Regions from separate parts of the Homo sapiens genome. Here region 1 is linked to region 2. Evidence: chromatin loops called from intact Hi-C (ENCODE). Cell type or tissue: PC-3. All regions are shown on one strand. Links, peaks and the distances in the headings refer to the core of each region. The heading gives the core; the rest is flanking DNA.

Region 1 (8,332 bases), core at 134-8,133, 170 kb after region 2:
GTAAATGCTTGAAACAAAACAATTCAACAAAAGCACAGGCCAAAGGAAACTAAGGGGAAGGCGTGGCTGGACCAGAAGTATAGAGCTCAGATAAGGCTGTAACAAGGAAGCAGAATGGAAACCGGTCTAGCGAGTTACCACACTAGAGGGTACAAGCCGGGGGCAAAGCTGCTTGTTCCAGGTGGAATACCTCCAGCTTAGGTTTCAGGCCTGGGCTGTATTTGGGGAGAGGAATATCTATCTGGTGTCAGCAACACCCTGTGTGGGATGCTTCTTGCTGCCCACTCCAGGCAGAGCCAGAATAGTTAGTTCCATGGAAGAACATAACATTGGGCCAGCCAGCGGAGTCTGGTGAGTGCACCAGGACACTGCATGTCCCCTGGCTTGGTGCACACACCCTCACAAGACAGCAAACACCCTCCCACTCCTCGTGACCACAGCTATTGTCACAGGACCCCTCAGTTCAGCTTGGCAAGGACCCTCATCACCCAGTCTAAGAAGTAGTTATGTAGCCAGTGCTTCCAGATTCCAATTTGAAATCAAACCCTAGACCCCATGCTGCCTTTTCTCTCTGTACGCAGCTGTACAGAGAGAAAAGTGTGTAGTAGACCTTGGTCAGCTTCAGCATTTCTGCCTCCTGGGACTGCATGTCTGTGCTGCAGAAATACTCTGACAGAGATAGGTCATGCTACTGAGGAGTGGTTTTCAAAATTGCTCTACAAGAGTTCTGACTGGTTTTGGTGAGGATGCAAACAAGGTGCATTCACTAATTTATTCCAGTGATATAAAGTGCCTTTAATAATACTAATAGTGGATTGAAGTGAATTATAATAATTCACAATACTTATAGTGAATACTAATAGTGAATAGTATTTACTTGCATTATTTCATTTAACCCTCACAAAATCCTAGAAGATGGCCTTTCCTGTTTTTCACAGGTAAGAAACCAAGATTCAGAGAGTTTTAGCACCTGCCCAAGATCACACAGCTAGTACCTGGTAGAGCAAGTTTGAACTCGGGCAGTCTGACTGGTTCCCCAGTGCTTACACTCTCCTCTTAAGTATAGGCTGGGATCCCAACAGCTGCCCCCTGAGCACCCTTAAACTGGCTTGGCCAGCACACCACAAGTTCTCCTGCTCTAGAAAGATGTGTTCCCAGGAATCCTGGCTAGGCCTCAGAGGATGTGACATCTGTTTCAGAAGTGACTGGACAAAGCCTTATGGGGATGTGGTCTCGAGCAAGTCACCTAAATTCTTTGTCACTGTTTTCCCGTCTATAAAATGGGGATAATAATCCCCTCTCAGGCCTGTTGTGACCTTCTGGCGTAGTCAGGCTACCCCCTGAAGCTTCTGTTCTGTGTCTGCAGGACCAGGGACTTCCAGAGGGACCACAGCACCCCTAGTGGTCACTGGGACCTAGGAGGGTCTGTCATTCTGCCCCTGCAGACGCTCTGGACAGGAGGTGGCGACCATCTCCTGGATATCGCTCTGGACAGGAGGTGGCGACCATCTCCTGGATATCGCTCTGGACAGGAGGTGGCGACCATCTCCTGGATATCGCGTTCGGTCCCCATGGAGATCACCACAGTAACCATGGGAGAAGCTGGGGGCCCAGACATCTTTTACCAAGCGGAAACCTGGTCCTCGGGTCGCTTGAGTGTCATGAGTCCAGGTTTATCCCTGCGTGTAGATCAGCAACCTGAGCTGGGAGGATACAGGGCCCTACCGAGCCCATGTTAACCTGAGGATTTCCTGCAGCACCCTCACCTGGGAGTACCATCTGCAAGTCTATAGTGGGTGTCTTAGAGATGGCAGCAGTGGGTGAGGCAGTGTCAGCCTCTCAGTCATTTCTACAGCTTTAGTAACATTCGCAATTTGCAAGACTAATTTATGCGCACTGTTTTGTTTTTTGTTTTTAAAGATATGTAAGTTAGAGTTGCCAGAGAGAATCTCCTGAAAAATGTCAAGCCTCAGGACCTACCCTAGACCACCTGAAGCAGAGTTCTTGGGACAGTAGTGGTCAGAGAATGGGATTTCAGGCCCTGAGAACTGAGTTTTTCCACAACCTCCTCTTGTGGCCTGGAGCTTCCTCATTACTAAAATGGGAACAATACCTTTTTGTGAGAGTGAAAACATATGAAAGTGCTTTGGAAAGGCCTATGCAGATGCAGAGGGATGCTCTTATCAAATTCCTTAAAGAAATTTAAAAAATCTTAGCAGGAGAAACTACAAAGGAAGCAATGGGGTGGGTATCAAGCACACACAGCACCGAGAAAGGCCTATGAAAGATGCTACGCTGAGCCACTTTGAGATTCAGACAGTTGATTATTCATATAACGAATGGAAGAGTAGCCAAGGGTTCCAGATCCCTGGGCACTTGTCCCACACCAGAAAAGATGACATTGAAACAAAAGGGGCCAGATGGCTGCAGTGGGAGCTGTGGAATACCCAGATGCCGAGGGGCCAATTCTACCTTCAGCAAAGAGGACTTAGAGACCGCAGCTGTGTTCTGAGGACAAGAAGTCCCATACTGCATCAGAACCCCAGGAGCCAGGGGAAATAGTCTCATGACAGCCTCCCAGGGGAGATGGCTTCAAGGCTGTGCCTCACAGGCCACCTGAACTCTCGTGTTCTGGGTGGATCACAAGGCATTTTGCCAAGACCCAGTTTAGCAGAGGTTGAAACCTTTGCCTGAGAGAGATGTGCAAGGTCTCAGGGTGCTATGGCAGAGCCGTTCCCCTGCAATGAGCGAGGGGGACAGGTGGTGAGTGAGGATGGACATGGGAAGGCCAGCAGAGAACCTTCACAGACATTTTTCTTGGATTCTGTGATAGGAAATCTTCCTATTAGACGAAGGCACTCTTTTAGTGGAGTTGATGGGGCTGCTCTCTGGTCAGGTCCACATGGCTGGGGAGAAGGCGTGTCTGCCATAAATCAGGCCTGGGCTGGCTATGGCCTGCTTCTCACAACAGGACCAGGGCACAATGGAAGTGGGTTGCTGGGACTTGGGGTTGGGTTGCTCACTAGGGTAGGGTGGGCCCAAAACTGGTGGGAGAGGCCCTTTGGCCTCGCTGATAGTCATTCTGATAGCACTTACTTAGTGTGGTATGGTGTCAGGTGGAGTCTGGGTAGAGGATAGGGTTGTGCCAATCCATCAGGGGTGGGGTCTTCCAGAGAGCCCTTCTCTCTCTGGGTTGACATCCCAATGGCAAGGCAGTGCTAATGGTCAGGCTCCATCCTTCACAGGGTGTTTCCCATCACTGCAGCCTCACAACAGCCCTGCCAGTATGCAGGTCAGGAGTTTTCATTTCTAGGAAGGAAACGGAATCTTAGAAAGGGAAAATAAGACACCTATGACATGGAGCTAGAAAGTGGCAGATTTGGGAATCGAACTCAGGTATTCTGATGCTGTACCCTGTGCCTTCATTCTCTGGGTTTCTGGTATGTCGCCATATTTATTGGATGAGAAAAGGGCCAATAGAAGTCAAGTGGCTTGCATCCCAGGGCCTGATATATAGGAGACACAGTGGGGAGAGCCAGCAGCAAGGTACCCACCTGTGGGGATGTCCAGGCTGCCTTCTCCTGGGGGACACGCTGGGCCTGTGTGGTCCTACTTTGCACAGTTGAGTTTCCCCTGGGGCTGCAGTCGTGTGGGCCACAGGGCTGAGGCTGAGTAGCAGAGTAGCCTTGTTCTATGCAATATGACTTTGTTGAGTGTTTCAGGCCTGGTGTCTGCAGCTGCTCTTCTCGCCTCCCCCAAATCCTCCTGGGTCTGGCCTGGGAGGCTGGTGGACAAATAATGGCAATGTGGACACCTCGAGCACTTAAGAATATCTGGGTCATGGCCCTGGGGCAAGAGGAGACGGGGAGCAGGTCCAAGGGAGTGCAAGGGAGTGGGAGAAACCTCAAAGGCACACAGCCACCTCCTCTGGGACTCTTGATCAACACCTGGAAGCTCAGTGTATGCTGCAGAGCCCCCTACGGGGAAAATATGTAATTACAACACAGCTCCGTACTTGCATTCCTTTATCTATTCAGGGCAGGGTTGGGAAACTCAGTTTTGGGCTCAAATTCACTGGATTTGGATTTTGGCTTTACCACTTAACTAGATGAGACTTTGGGCAGGTTATCTAAGCATTCTGAGCCTGTGAAATGGAGTTGATATAACATCTTCCCTGTTTAGTTCATGGAGTTGTTCTGGAAATCAACTGAGATGTTAAGTGACATGGCCTTACATAGCACAAAGTTCTGGAACAGATGTGGGCAGATCCTGCCTCTGCTGTTCCTTCTGTGTATTCAAGGTGATGCAAGGTTTGGGCACTAATGCCGTGCATTTTCTGTCCTGTGAAGTGGAGGCCCAGAGCAGTTTCCCAGTCCTCAGTTTATTCCCTTTCGCACACACAGAGCAGCTGGCCTGGCCTCATGTCACACTGAGCTCCAGGATTAGTGAGGATGGATGCTGCATTGTCACTCTCATATGCCATTGACATGTGTGGCAGAGAGCAGAGGAGGCAGTGTGACTTACAGCTGGACACCCCTGGGACCCCAGACTGTTGTTGTGTCCTGTGGAGGGTCTGTCCTCAGTGTCTCCTTGAGGCTTGGGGACAGTGCTCTAACTTTTACCTGCATGGTCAAGAACCCATTCAGTAACAGCAGCTCCCACCCTATCTCAGTGCCTCACTTCTGCATATGTACCAGGCTCCTCAGTCTGCCCAGGGGCCTGAGCAGCTCTGGGGTTGACAGGGAGGGTGGAAGAAGAAGTCCTGGTTCCCTTCAGACCCTGGGGCAAGGGGGCTAACACCATTGGGAGGGTGGGAGTCTGGGGTGGGTGGGTGTTGGTCTGTGTGGTCATGGCAGTGGGAGGAGAAGACCCACTGGAGCTGGTGGGGAGGCTGGAGGGACTCACACAGGAGGAGCTGGATGGAGCCTGTGGCTTTCCTGACTAGGTGGGGAGACACTGACACTGAGGTTGTGGGTTCTCTTCTTTGTCTACAGGGTCAGGAACACTGGGAGAAGATACAGTGGGGAAGATATCCTTGGGGAGTTGGCCACTTGGCCCCTGGAGGTCCCAGCAGAGCAAGAGGTAGAAAGTGTTACATGGAGCTCTTGAGAGCGTGTTGCTGTTTTACAACAAGGATGAACAGACAAACCAGTTCTGGTTTCTGAGACTCAGGGACCCTACAGTGGATGACTGAACATTCCCCACCACAGCTACTCTCTTCAGATCAGCCCCCTGAGGCTGCAGGACTATAAGCCTATAAGCCTGGGTAACTCTGCATACTTCCTCAATCATTATCACCAGGGATTTCACCCTGCTTGTCTATGGTAAGGAGGGCTGGAGGGCCCCACATTTGAAACTGAGCTTTCCTCTACCCTGTTTGGCCAGACCAGAGCCTTCTCATAGCTCAAGCTTTCCCTTCTTGGTTCAGAGATGCTGTAGGAGTTGAACATCTTTGCCAGCTCCCAGATCATGAAGGATGGGACCTGCTTCATCACCCTGGCCTGCTCCCTGGAACAGGCTGGAGAGAATGTGCAGAACAGCTGGGAGCCTCCTAGTCATGGGGCAGTTGTGTCCCATGGGGGGACCACTCTCAGTGTCCCCTGGATATCTGGGGAAAGTGAGAGCTATCACTGCACTGCCAGGAATCCCACCAGCCAGAGCTCCAGCTCTGTCCTTACCAGACCCCTTTGCTCAGGTAATGTTTTTCCTTCTCTGACTCTCTTCTTCCTGGCAAGCCTTGGTCTAGTTTCTTAGCATCCCTGCCTCTCTTCCTCTTGGATCCAGGAGCAATTGAAGAAAGGGAGGAGCCAGATTAGTTGGCAGCAGGAAGTGTCTCTGGGGTGGCAGGAGACAAGGGCTCTGGAGCCACCATCCCAGGGCCCGCTTCGGTCCACCTTTTCTCTGTTGGCCTCGGTCCTCTGTGCCTGACCTGCTGCAGACTCAGCGAGGCATTCAGCTCATTCCTGGGACTCCCTGAGGAAAAGTGCTGCCTCACCCACACTCAACCCTGCACAGCCCACTGAGGAGAGCTTCGAAACCCCTTGCCTGTGTTCTCAGAGAGGACTTACCACCTCCCCTTGCCTAGAGGTGCTCTGAGAGACACTTGAGGCTGTGCTCTTCTGGCAGGCAAGGGGAGGCCTCTCATGGTGTCCCTGGTCCCATTTGGCTTAGTCATAGGTCATGGCTGGAAACTGTGTTAGTTCAAACATATCCTGTCTCTCCTCTTCTCAGTTGCCTTCTGAAACAGCTGTCTTTCCTGACTCCAGATCTTCAATCATTCATTCTCCACCCACTTGCTGCTGATTTGCCCCTCCAGCTACATCCTGATGGATAAATTCATTGGCCACTTTTAAATTCTGTTATCCTTGGCTTCTCCCAGCACTTGACACATTAACCTGCTCTCCTTTGTCACCTGGGCTGCTCTCTCCTGGGACATCTTCCCTTGGATCAGGATCCTTCTCAAGACTGGTGCCTCAGGCCTTTCTCCACTCCCCTTGTTTTCTTTCTGTTGCCAAAGGCAGAAATGCCAGTGTCATTTAGGGCCCCTCCTCTTCCCCACCACATCCTGCCATTGCTCACCCTTTCCCTTTATTCCTTGCCTGGACCACTCCACAAACTCCTAACCACTCCTTCCTTCCTTAATCTTTTCCTTCCCAATCATCTTCCAGATTGCACTGCCAGAGGTCTAATTCTAAATTAAGAAATGCTTGTGTTACTTTTTAGCTTAAAACTTTAGGACATGAGAGGGAATGTGGAAGTGTTGATTAAACGGTAATAGTTTCAGACAGACAGGAGGAATAGGTTTTGAGATCTATTGCACAGAAGGCGACCATGGTCAATAATAATGTATTATACAGTTCAAAATAGCTGAGGGAGTACATTTCAAATGTCTCACCGTAAAAAATGGTAGGTGAGTGAAGATATGTTAATTAATTTGATTTAATCATGCCACATTGTATACATGATCAAAAATCACATTGTTCACCGTAAATGCATGCTGCTGTGATTTGTCAATCAAAAATAGTAAATATTTTAAAAACTAAAAAAAAGCCCTATGATGTCTGCCCACTATCTAAGGTATTTAAACAATTATTCATTCATTTAAGCCACAGGTATTTACTGAGTATCTTTTATGAACCCTGTGCTGTTCTAACCATTGTAGATACAATGAAGAAGAGGTCCAGATAAATTTCTACCCCTCATGTAAATCACTGTTACAATCATCACAACCTGCACCTGACTAGCTTTTTGGCCATTTCATCTTCCAGTCAGCCCTGGGAAATGACTTTGGGAGAGTTCTGTATTTTGTTGTACAAAGACAACATTGAATGTGTTCTATTATGGGCTTTTTGTGTCTGTGCTCTCCACTGAACTGTGAGAAAAACACATTCTTACTGTTCTCTGCATCTCTAATACACAACGAGTAATAGGTGTCAAAAAATGTGGGTCTGACAAGTATTTAAAAAGCATCTGCGCTGGGTGTTGTGGGACACATGCAGACATGATAATTGGCTGTAGACGTTCACAGTCTCCCTCTCTCTACGGGGCCTGATGGACATTTCAGTTCCGCCCCCACATTCGGCTACCTGAAGGGGCCTCCAGCCCAGCCATGCCTCTGACTTGTCTTCCTTCAAAATCATTTTCCCTGTTTCTCTGTCTTCCTGTCTTCCTTTTCTCCCAATTACTAACTTGTGGTCATTGTTCATTCAGCCTCCTTTGTACCCCACTCCCTGAGGAAAGAATTTCTTCCTTTTTTGATTCTGGGAGTTTTGGGGATTGAATAGATTTCACCTGGACATGGGGAGAAACCAAGAAGAGAAGTACGAGATGGCGGCCATCCTGTGAGACACAGAGTTAAAGAAGTTCGCATGTGGAGTGCTGCCTGAGGCCAGCATTTCCTGGTGTGAGAGAAGGACATTGACACTGATTAAGGCATAAACCCTATTTCATTTACAAACTGAGTTCAAAATTATCAGGAAACTGCTATGTGTCTTCTGTTTAAAATAATCTGTTTATGTTTTATTGAAGTGTGTTTTTAAGTGTTCAGAAAGAAAAAGGAGCTTATTTATTTAAGAAAAATTGAATGGAACATAAAAACATTGTTATTGTCACACATATATATTATTAAGTTTTTGTTAATGTTTAAATAACTAGATTCAGCCCAGCTTCAGCTTGAATGTCATCTCCTTGGAGCAGCCTTTGGCCACTATACTTAAGTAGATCTTTCCTCTCATTCATAATCAATGTATGTTTAAAAAAATAATCTGGAGTCTGTTAGGCTGAGACGGCCCTAGCAATCTGGGATTCTACACAAGCAAACAGAAAACCAACT
Region 2 (8,332 bases), core at 168-8,167:
ACCAGCCTGGCCAAGATGGCAAAACCCCGTATCTACTAAAAATACAAAAATTAGCTGGGCGTGGTGGTGGGTGCCTGTAATCCCAGTTACTCGGGAGGCTGAGACAGGAGAATCACTTGAACCTGGGAGGCGGGGGTTGCAGTAAGCTGAGACCATGCCATTGCACTCCAACCTGGGTGACAGAGTGAGGCTCTGTGTCAAAAAACAAAACAAAATAAAAAAAACCCATACGCATTTATTTAAAGGTAAAAGCCCATGATGTATGTACCTTACCTTCAAATGGTTCAGAAAAAAATTTTGTGTGTGTGGGTGTATTTTATATACATATATCTATATATATATAGAGAGAGAGAGAGAGAACACGAAAGATAAAGCAAATGGGGTGAAATATTAACAATAGTTGAATCTAGGTAAAGGGCATATATGTGGCTTTATATTATTGTTATTTTTGCAACATTTAATAAATTTCAAATTGTTTCTAAACAGAGTTAATAAAACAATAAAATTACAGCAGGATACATGCAATAATTAGTGTTTGGACAGTGTATAGTGGGACAAAGGAAGGATCCATCAGCTTTGTCTGGTGATGGGGGTGTCAGGGAAGGCCTCATAGAGAAATTGGAGGAAAGATTGGAAGGATGATGTCTTCTTTTCCCATTTATTTATTATTATTATTATTATTATTATTTTGAGGTGAAGTCTTGCTCTGTTGCCCAGGCTGGAGTGCAGTGGAGCAGTCTTGGCTCACTGCAACCTCCACCTCCTGGGTTCAAGCAGTTCTCCTGTCTCAGCCTCCAGAGTAGCTGGGATTACGGGTGCACGCCACTGCACCCAGCTAAATTTTTGTATTTTTAGTAGAGACAGGGTTGCACCATGTTGGCTGGTCTTGAACTCCTGACCTCAGGTAATCCGCCCACCTCGGCCTCCCAAAGCGCTATGATTATAGGTGTGAGCCACTGTGCCTGGCCAATTATTATTCTTAATTAATTAATTTATTTTTCATGAGGTGTCACCTCAGTCTAAAAGGATGATTTCTTGACAGAGTTGTGTCTAGGGGGCCAGGGCATCTGGGGGAGGTGGGAGAGGGAGAACGCAGGGGAGGATTGTGACCTATCCACGAATCTGATTAGATACTGCTACATTGTATGGCCTGCCTTGGCAAAGCAGGATGCCCCTCCTCAGATGGCGACAGTCACCTGTGTGGCCAGGAACACAGCTCCCTGCTCCTCCAGCCAGTCGCACGTCCTTTCTCATTTCCACGGTCCCAGGCTCAGGTACCCTCAGAGGGAAGGGCTTCAGAGGGAGGGGCTAGCAGCCTAGGCTGCTCAGGGTTGGGCTGGGCAGGGCTCAGGTGGTTTGGCTCTCCACAGCTCTCCACATAAAGGGACCAGCACTTCACCCTTCATCAGGATCCTCTGCAGGGGAGCTCCGAGTGTCCACAGGAAGGGAACTATCAGCTCCTGGCATCTGTAAGGATGCTGTCCATGCTGGTGAGAAAAATGTTTTTGATCCATGTGTGTGGGAGCAATGATGCCAGCTCAGGTCTCAGTTTTAGAGATTTAGAGTTTCAGGGAAATGAGCCCATGGCCCCTTGGGTATTTGTAGTGTTGGACAGCCGTGGGGCATATTCCAGGAGGTTTTAGAATGCTCATGAGCCCATCACTTTCCATTTGAGGATTCCTGACTCAGAAAGGTTAGGAAGTAAGAACGAGAGGATGACAAAGGAAGGGCCAGCCAGTGACCTTGTGCATCTTGTTTTTCCTTAGAGGACAATGACCAGACTCTGCTTCCTGTTATTCTTCTCTGTGGCCACCAGTGGGTGCAGTGCAGGTAAATGGCTTCTGAGAGTAGGAGCTGCAGTTTCCTGGGCTCCCCTCTGCTGTGCAGGGCCTGGAGGGAGTAGAGCTGGGCAGGGCTCTGAAGTCAAGGGTCAAAGGGGAAGTTCTGGAGAGGCAGGGAACCCAGGCTAGGCAGCCAACTTGAGGTGTGGACTGGGTGCTGATTTCTGGCCTCTCCTGGGGTCTGGTCTGAAGCAGTCAGGGTGTTAGCTCAGGTATTTCCTAGGGCTTGATTCTCTGCTTCTGTGGCTGTGAGGGGTTCATGGGGTGAGAGAGTAAGAACTGTGTCCCTGCTCAGCTGCTCTTGTGGCCTTGGCCTTGGGATCTCCAGAGGCAGCTGGGTGATCAGTGCTGTGTCCAGGGTACACCCTCCTCTAGTCGCAGAGGAGGATATTGTGAGAATAGAATCCTCACAATTCTATTCTTCCAGTAGGCACAATAGTGATATTTTTTCATTGATACTGGGTTTATTGTTTATTTCAATCCATCAGTTAAAAAAAGCACATTTACATATGTCATCTCATTTGATCTCCATGCGTATAAAGAAGTTATTAATGACATCTTAAAGATGAAGAAAAAGGATCAGAGATGTTAAGTGTCTGCTCAAGGAGGCACTGTCATCAGGGTTTGTCTGGATTTTACCTTGAGTCCTGTAATTTTTTTTTTTTTAGACGGAGTCTTGCTCTGTTGCCCAGGTTGGAGTGCGGTGGCGTGATGTCGGCTCACTGCAACCTCCGTCTCCTGGGTTAAAGAGCTTCTCCTGCCTCAGCCTCCCCAGTAGCTGGGATTACAGGTGTGCACCACCACACCCCAGCTAATTTTTGTATTTTTAGTAGAGATGGGGTTTCACCATATTGACCAGGCTGTTCTTGAACTCCTGATCTTGTGATCCACCCTCCTCGGCCTCCGAAAGTGCTGGGATTACCGGCATGAGCCACTGTGCCTGGCCTGAGTCCTGTAATTTTACACTTTTTCCCGCTCTGCCAGGCTTTTGGAATGATTTCTAGGCTTTTAGACTTATATACATGGCCCTTCATCCACTGGCCTCTGTTAATTTTTCAGCTTTGGTTTCCAGACTTCTTTGTATTACAACATATGTTCCAGCCACAATAAGCGACTGACCTGTAGTTTTTGGCAGGCTGGGCTGGGCTGGGCTCTGTTATTGCTTCAGGCCATCTCATGTGCTTTCTTCTCTTCCTGGGGTGTACTCTCCCCTTTCCTTCCTGTCCTGTAGCCAGCTCCCATTCTCCCATCAAAATCAGCCTGCTCTGAGTTACAGCTGGTCCCTTCCCCAGCAGTTCCCAGGCCTCACCCCCGTTAGTGGGTTTGCCCTCCCATCTCAGTTGGGTCCCTTTCCATGTGCTCCTTCCTTGTAGAATGTAGTCTCTTGAAGAAATGTGTCAAATTGTCTTTGTCCGGTGTCTAGGTAGTTCACACAGTAGGTATTTAATTAAAATTAGTCGAGTGGAAGATTCCAGGTGTTTAACCTATACCAGCTGTTGGATCAGACCGTCTTAGCATAGGGAATCCCTGACCTCCTGGGACTTCAGAGCAGAGTGATGAGTTGATACAGGGGCAGAGATTGGCCAGGAAAGATGGCCTCAGTGGTCAGACTTCTAATGAGACTCATTCTCACATTTTCTAGCAGCAGCCTCTTCTCTTGAGATGCTCTCGAGGGAATTCGAAACCTGTGCCTTCTCCTTTTCTTCCCTGCCTAGAAGCTGCAAAGAAATCAAGGAACGCTGCCATAGTGCAGGTGGTGAGTAATGAACCAACTCAGCATTCTCTCTTTGAAGCCACTTTTTAGCTCAACAGAGCCCAGTCATGGAAATCAGGAGGGACATATCCATATGGAGCCTGTTCTGCCCCCAGCTCCTACTCAAGGAGGTTTCTAGTGGGAATTTTGAGGCTTTTGTGTCCCATTCCAGTCACAAAGTCTTCTGAACACAGAGAGAATGCAGTGTTCCTGGTGATGCTTATGGTGGTGGCAAGAACTGTGATGCGTCTGAGATTTGCCCCTACTTGCCCCAGGTTTATAGATGCTGGCAGAAAACCTGAAACTCCCGAGCCAGAGACAAAGAGCTTTATTAATCACAGAAATAGCAGTAGCCAGAGCATCAGCATTTTCTTGTACTGGGCCAGGTGACATCTGCCCAAGTAGTGGGTTTGTCAAGCTGGCTGACAAATGTGGCTGGCAAGGAAACAACAAACCCTTTTTAGAGCCAGAGAGTTTATTACTCACATAGCTAGCAAGTTCAAGATCGGCAAAAGTGTCAGCTTTTCCCATCCCTTGCCCCACAAGACAGCACAGAAAAGAGGGCGAGTGACAACACAACATGGGCAGTGGCTGAGGAGCCAGTCCATGCTGCCATAGCTGTTTCATAGCCTGTGTACCCTACGGGGTGGGGGTGAGTGAGGCAAAAAGCCTCATACCTCTTCAGAACCCAGGAGATGATGACACAGTTATGACAGCTGTCTCATGACAGCCTCCACGAAAGATGGGAAGGGGGGTGAGAAGTGACCTTGTTGCAGCTCCTCACAAGGTTCCCATCTTTCCATGTTTGGGGAAGACCACAGGCTTTCTGCCAAGACTTAGGTCAGCTGTCCCTATGTGGCCTATGCGCAAATGTGCAAGGTCACCAGGATGCCACCGTGGAGCCAGTCTCCTGCAAGCTTGTGAACAGGAGGGGAACTCTGAGCTTAGGGAAGCTGAATCTTATGAAGTGGGCACAACCTTTGCTCTGAGCTGCACAGAGGCCCTATCCTGCTGTAGAATCAGATGTGGCGTGTGCTGATTTCTGGCCTCTCCTGGCCACAGGGTGGCACTGTCGAGAGGGAGATACCATCTCTGTCTCTTCTAAGACTATTTGCTCTACAAACTCTTTGAAAAGATAGTGTGAAGCCAAGACAGTCAGTGCCTCTGCTCATAGGTGAGCAGAACACAAGATGCATGGAGCATCGTCTTCCAGCAAGTATGTGTTGGAGTCTTCTGAGTGTGCTTTTGACTTCCTAGGGCTTTTCTATTCACGGAGCTGAGATGAACCCTGAGCTCTCAGACAGGGAGGCTCTGGGCTGGTTCTCTCTACAGATGGCCTGTATTTTCTCCGCACCAAGAATGGTGTTGTCTACCAGACCTTCTGTGACATGACTTCTGGGGGTGGCGGCTGGACCCTGGTGGCCAGCGTGCACGAGAATGACATGCGTGGGAAGTGCACGGTGGGTGATCGCTGGTCCAGTCAGCAGGGCAACAAAGCAGACTACCCAGAGGGGGATGGCAACTGGGCCAACTACAACACCTTTGGATCTGCAGAGGCGGCCACGAGCGATGACTACAAGGTTGGTGCCACTTCTCTCCTACTTGGGTGAGGGTGAGGTGTGGAGTGTGGCTGGCCACCAGCCTGCAGGAGGGAGGGCTGGAAGGTGGGGATATGGGGAAGGGCTGGAGAAGAAGAGAGAAATACAGGACTTGAATCACAACTTCCTCTCAACAAGGCTGTTAGGGCCCTGGGTGGTGGTGGGATCATCAGCTGGGAGTGGGGTGTCTGAGCGTGGCTGGCCATCTGCCTACTGATCCCAGAGCTCTCAGCCCAGCTGAGGCTGCACATGTGGACCTTCTGCCTCCTGGTACCTCCTGGCCCAGTCAGGCTCAGTGTCTGTTGCTTTCCAGAACCCTGGCTACTACGACATCCAGGCCAAGGACCTGGGCATCTGGCATGTGCCCAACAAGTCCCCCATGCAGCATTGGAGAAACAGCGCCCTGCTGAGGTACCGCACCAACACTGGCTTCCTCCAGAGACTGGGACATAATCTGTTTGGCATCTACCAGGTACACAGGGCTGCTGGCTGGGGGGCACTTTCTTTGGTGAACAGAGATCGAAGTGTCTAGGGTAGGGGGCAGATCTGTCCTGTGGTTCCACATCACTACTGAGTGGTTGGCTGTTTCTCCTTCCTTTGATTCACTGTGAACTCATGTCTGGCCTCTCAGAAACTCTAAGCCAGCAAGGAAGAGGCCTGTGGGACAGGAAAGCATGGGGAGAAAGAGACAGGGACAAGGGGTTTGGGGCTGTTGGGGAGACACAGCTATGGGGAAAAGCAGTCACTATTATGAGGATTGGTTTTGGGTAATGGCAGTTAATTTGAAACCCCTCCTCCCCCCACACTGTGGCAGCATCTCTACTGTCCTCACAAAACCTTTCTTCTGGGTCTCTGCAGAAATACCCAGTGAAATACAGATCAGGGAAATGTTGGAATGACAATGGCCCAGCCATACCTGTGGTCTATGACTTTGGTGATGCTAAGAAGACTGCATCTTATTACTCACCGTATGGTCAACGTGAGTGTTTGCTCCCTAAGTCCAGTCATAAATATTTTCTTGTACTCTTGGAGAATGGTGGCAAATAACAACAATTAATAATTGCTAGTATTTACTGAGCACTTAAAATGCACCAGACTCTTGTCTTGGAACTTAACATGATTTTGTGTCATTTAATTACCATGAGAAAACTATGAAGTTAGAATTGCTGTTATCCCCATTTCACAGCACGTAATCCCAGGTTTCTTCATCACCACCTTGTATACTCTTATAATTGTGGGGAAAAGAAAAAGAGATCAGACTGTTACTGTGTCTATGTAGAAAGAAGTAGACATAAGAGACTCCATTTTGGTCTGTGCTGAGAAAAATTCTTCTGCCTTGAGATGCTGTTAATCTGTAACCCTACCCCCAACCCTGTGCTCACAGAGACATGTGCTGTGTTGACTCACGGTTTAATGGATTTAGGGCTGTGCAGGATGTGCTTTGTTAAACAAGTGCTTGAAGGCAGCATGCTTGTTAAAGGTCATCACCACTCTCTAATCTCAAGTACCCAGGGACACAATACACTGCGGAAGGCCGCAGGGACCTCTGTCTAGGAAAGCCAGGTATTGTCCAAGGTTTCTCCCCATGTGATAGCCTGAGATATGGCCTCGTGGGAAGGGAAAGACCTGACTGTCCCCCAGCCCGACACCCACAAAGGGTCTGTGCTGAGGAGGATTAGTAAAAGAGGAAGGCCTCTTTGCAGTTGAGATAAGAGGAAGGCATCTGTCTTCTGCTTATCCCTGGGCAATGGAATGTTTTGGTGTAAAACCCGATTGTATGTTCTATTTACTGAGATAGGAGAAAACCACCTTAGGGCTGGAGGTGAGACATGCTGGCGGCAATACTGCTTTTTAATGCACCGAGATGTTTATGTATGTGCACGTCAAAAGCACAGCACCTTTTCTTAACCTTGTTTATGACACAGACATTTGTTCACATGTTTTCCTGCTGACCCTCTCCCCACTATTACCCTATTGTCCTGCCACGTCCCCCTCTCTGAGATGGTAGAGATAATGATCAATAAATACTGAGGGAACTCAGAGACTGGTGCTGGTGCGGGTCCTCCTTATGCTGAGCGCCAGTCCCCTGGGCCCACTTTTCTTTCTCTATACTTTGTCGCTGTGTCTCTTTCTTTTCTCAGTCTCTCGTTCCACCCAACGAGGAACACCCACAGGTGTGGAGGGGCAGGCCACCCCTTCAATAATAGTTAAGAAAAGGTGCATACAAAACATTAGCTGGGCATGATGGCGCATGCCTGTAATCCCAGCTCCTCGGGAGGCTGAGGCAGGAGAATCGCTTGAACCTGGGAGGCGGAGGTTGCGGTGAGCTGAGTTCACACCACTGCACTCCAGCCTGGGCAACAAGAGCGAAACCCTGTCAAAAAAAAAAAAAAAAAAGTGCACACTGAGGTTCACAGGAAAGAACCACTAGCAGAGTGGTGAGAGAGATTTACTTTTGTTATGAAGGATAACTTTAATTATCTTACAAAAGACAGTTTTCAGTATAATAAGAGCACAGAAGTTAAGTTGTGGATAAAAAAATCAAAGACATCACTGTTTGCCTTTGATATTTTGATGAAAGCAGGTGATGGTCAGGGAAACTAACCCATGGTAATTGGATGAGAAGTGTGTAAACAGCAATAGGCAGCCACATCTGATCATTGCTTATTCCTGCTGGGCCTTCTCAGATCTTTTTGGTAATCTTTTTGTAGAGTCTAGTTTCTCCTGTAAGCTGTAAGCAGACCTGGGTCCTTTTGTGAGTCCCAGCCTTTGTCCTCTTGCCCCCTATGAACAGAGGTTTCCTTGGGGACAAGTTTAGGACTGACGTGCACCAGCCACTGGCCATAAAGGTACTGGGCTGCACCCCTACAGCCTGGGGTGTTTGGCTGTAGCCTCAGCTTTTGGCTTAGGGAATCCCTGGACTGGCCAATGGGATGCTGCTTCTAGTTCATCCTTTGACTACTTGGCTGTTTCTTCACCTCTTCTTTTTCAGGGGAATTTGTTGCAGGATTCGTTCAGTTCCGGGTGTTTAATAACGAGAGAGCAGCCAACGCCCTTTGTGCTGGGATAAAAGTTACTGGCTGTAACACTGAGCATGTGAGTTTTTGGGGAGATCAATGGCCCACGTGTGGGGAAAAGAA

Evidence for each region. A loop is a pair of places that touch in the nucleus more often than their neighbours do. Peaks named below come from ENCODE experiments on the same cell type or tissue, not always from the same donor. Only the 100,000 strongest peaks of a DNase experiment are listed, where the experiment ranks them.
Region 1: a loop joins it to region 2, with 10 times the contacts of the local background. A loop is called at or near these places in 21 of 110 quality-filtered maps.

What each region holds. Positions count from the first base shown.
Region 1 is chr1:160,773,311-160,781,642 of GRCh38, reverse strand. It overlaps LOC105371470 (a long non-coding RNA gene), which reads left to right. Exons shown (of 3, transcript NR_188636.1): 2 at 4,995-5,324; 3 at 5,429-8,332. Among named protein-coding and RNA genes, the nearest start is that of LY9, 19 kb to the left of the region's middle. RefSeq lists enhancers at 1-328, 3,791-3,860, 4,181-4,230. In PC-3, for the core only: CTCF peaks have their summits at 1,407, 3,771 and 3,971 (motif pointing left); DNase peaks (open chromatin) are centred at 3,972 and 6,552; H3K27ac peaks cover 501 bases.
Region 2 is chr1:160,947,885-160,956,216 of GRCh38, reverse strand. ITLN2 (intelectin 2) reads left to right here and starts at 1,408. Exons shown (of 8, transcript NM_080878.3): 1 at 1,408-1,490; 2 at 1,767-1,830; 3 at 3,484-3,597; 4 at 4,927-5,174; 5 at 5,506-5,664; 6 at 6,051-6,171; 7 at 8,185-8,288. The coding sequence starts at 1,476. It overlaps LOC101928372 (a long non-coding RNA gene), which reads right to left. Exons shown (of 6, transcript NR_110695.1): 6 at 6,295-7,566. In PC-3, for the core only: CTCF peaks have their summits at 1,812 (motif pointing right), 4,452 and 4,653 (motif pointing right); DNase peaks (open chromatin) are centred at 1,816, 4,666, 6,136 and 6,616; H3K27ac peaks cover 1,884 bases.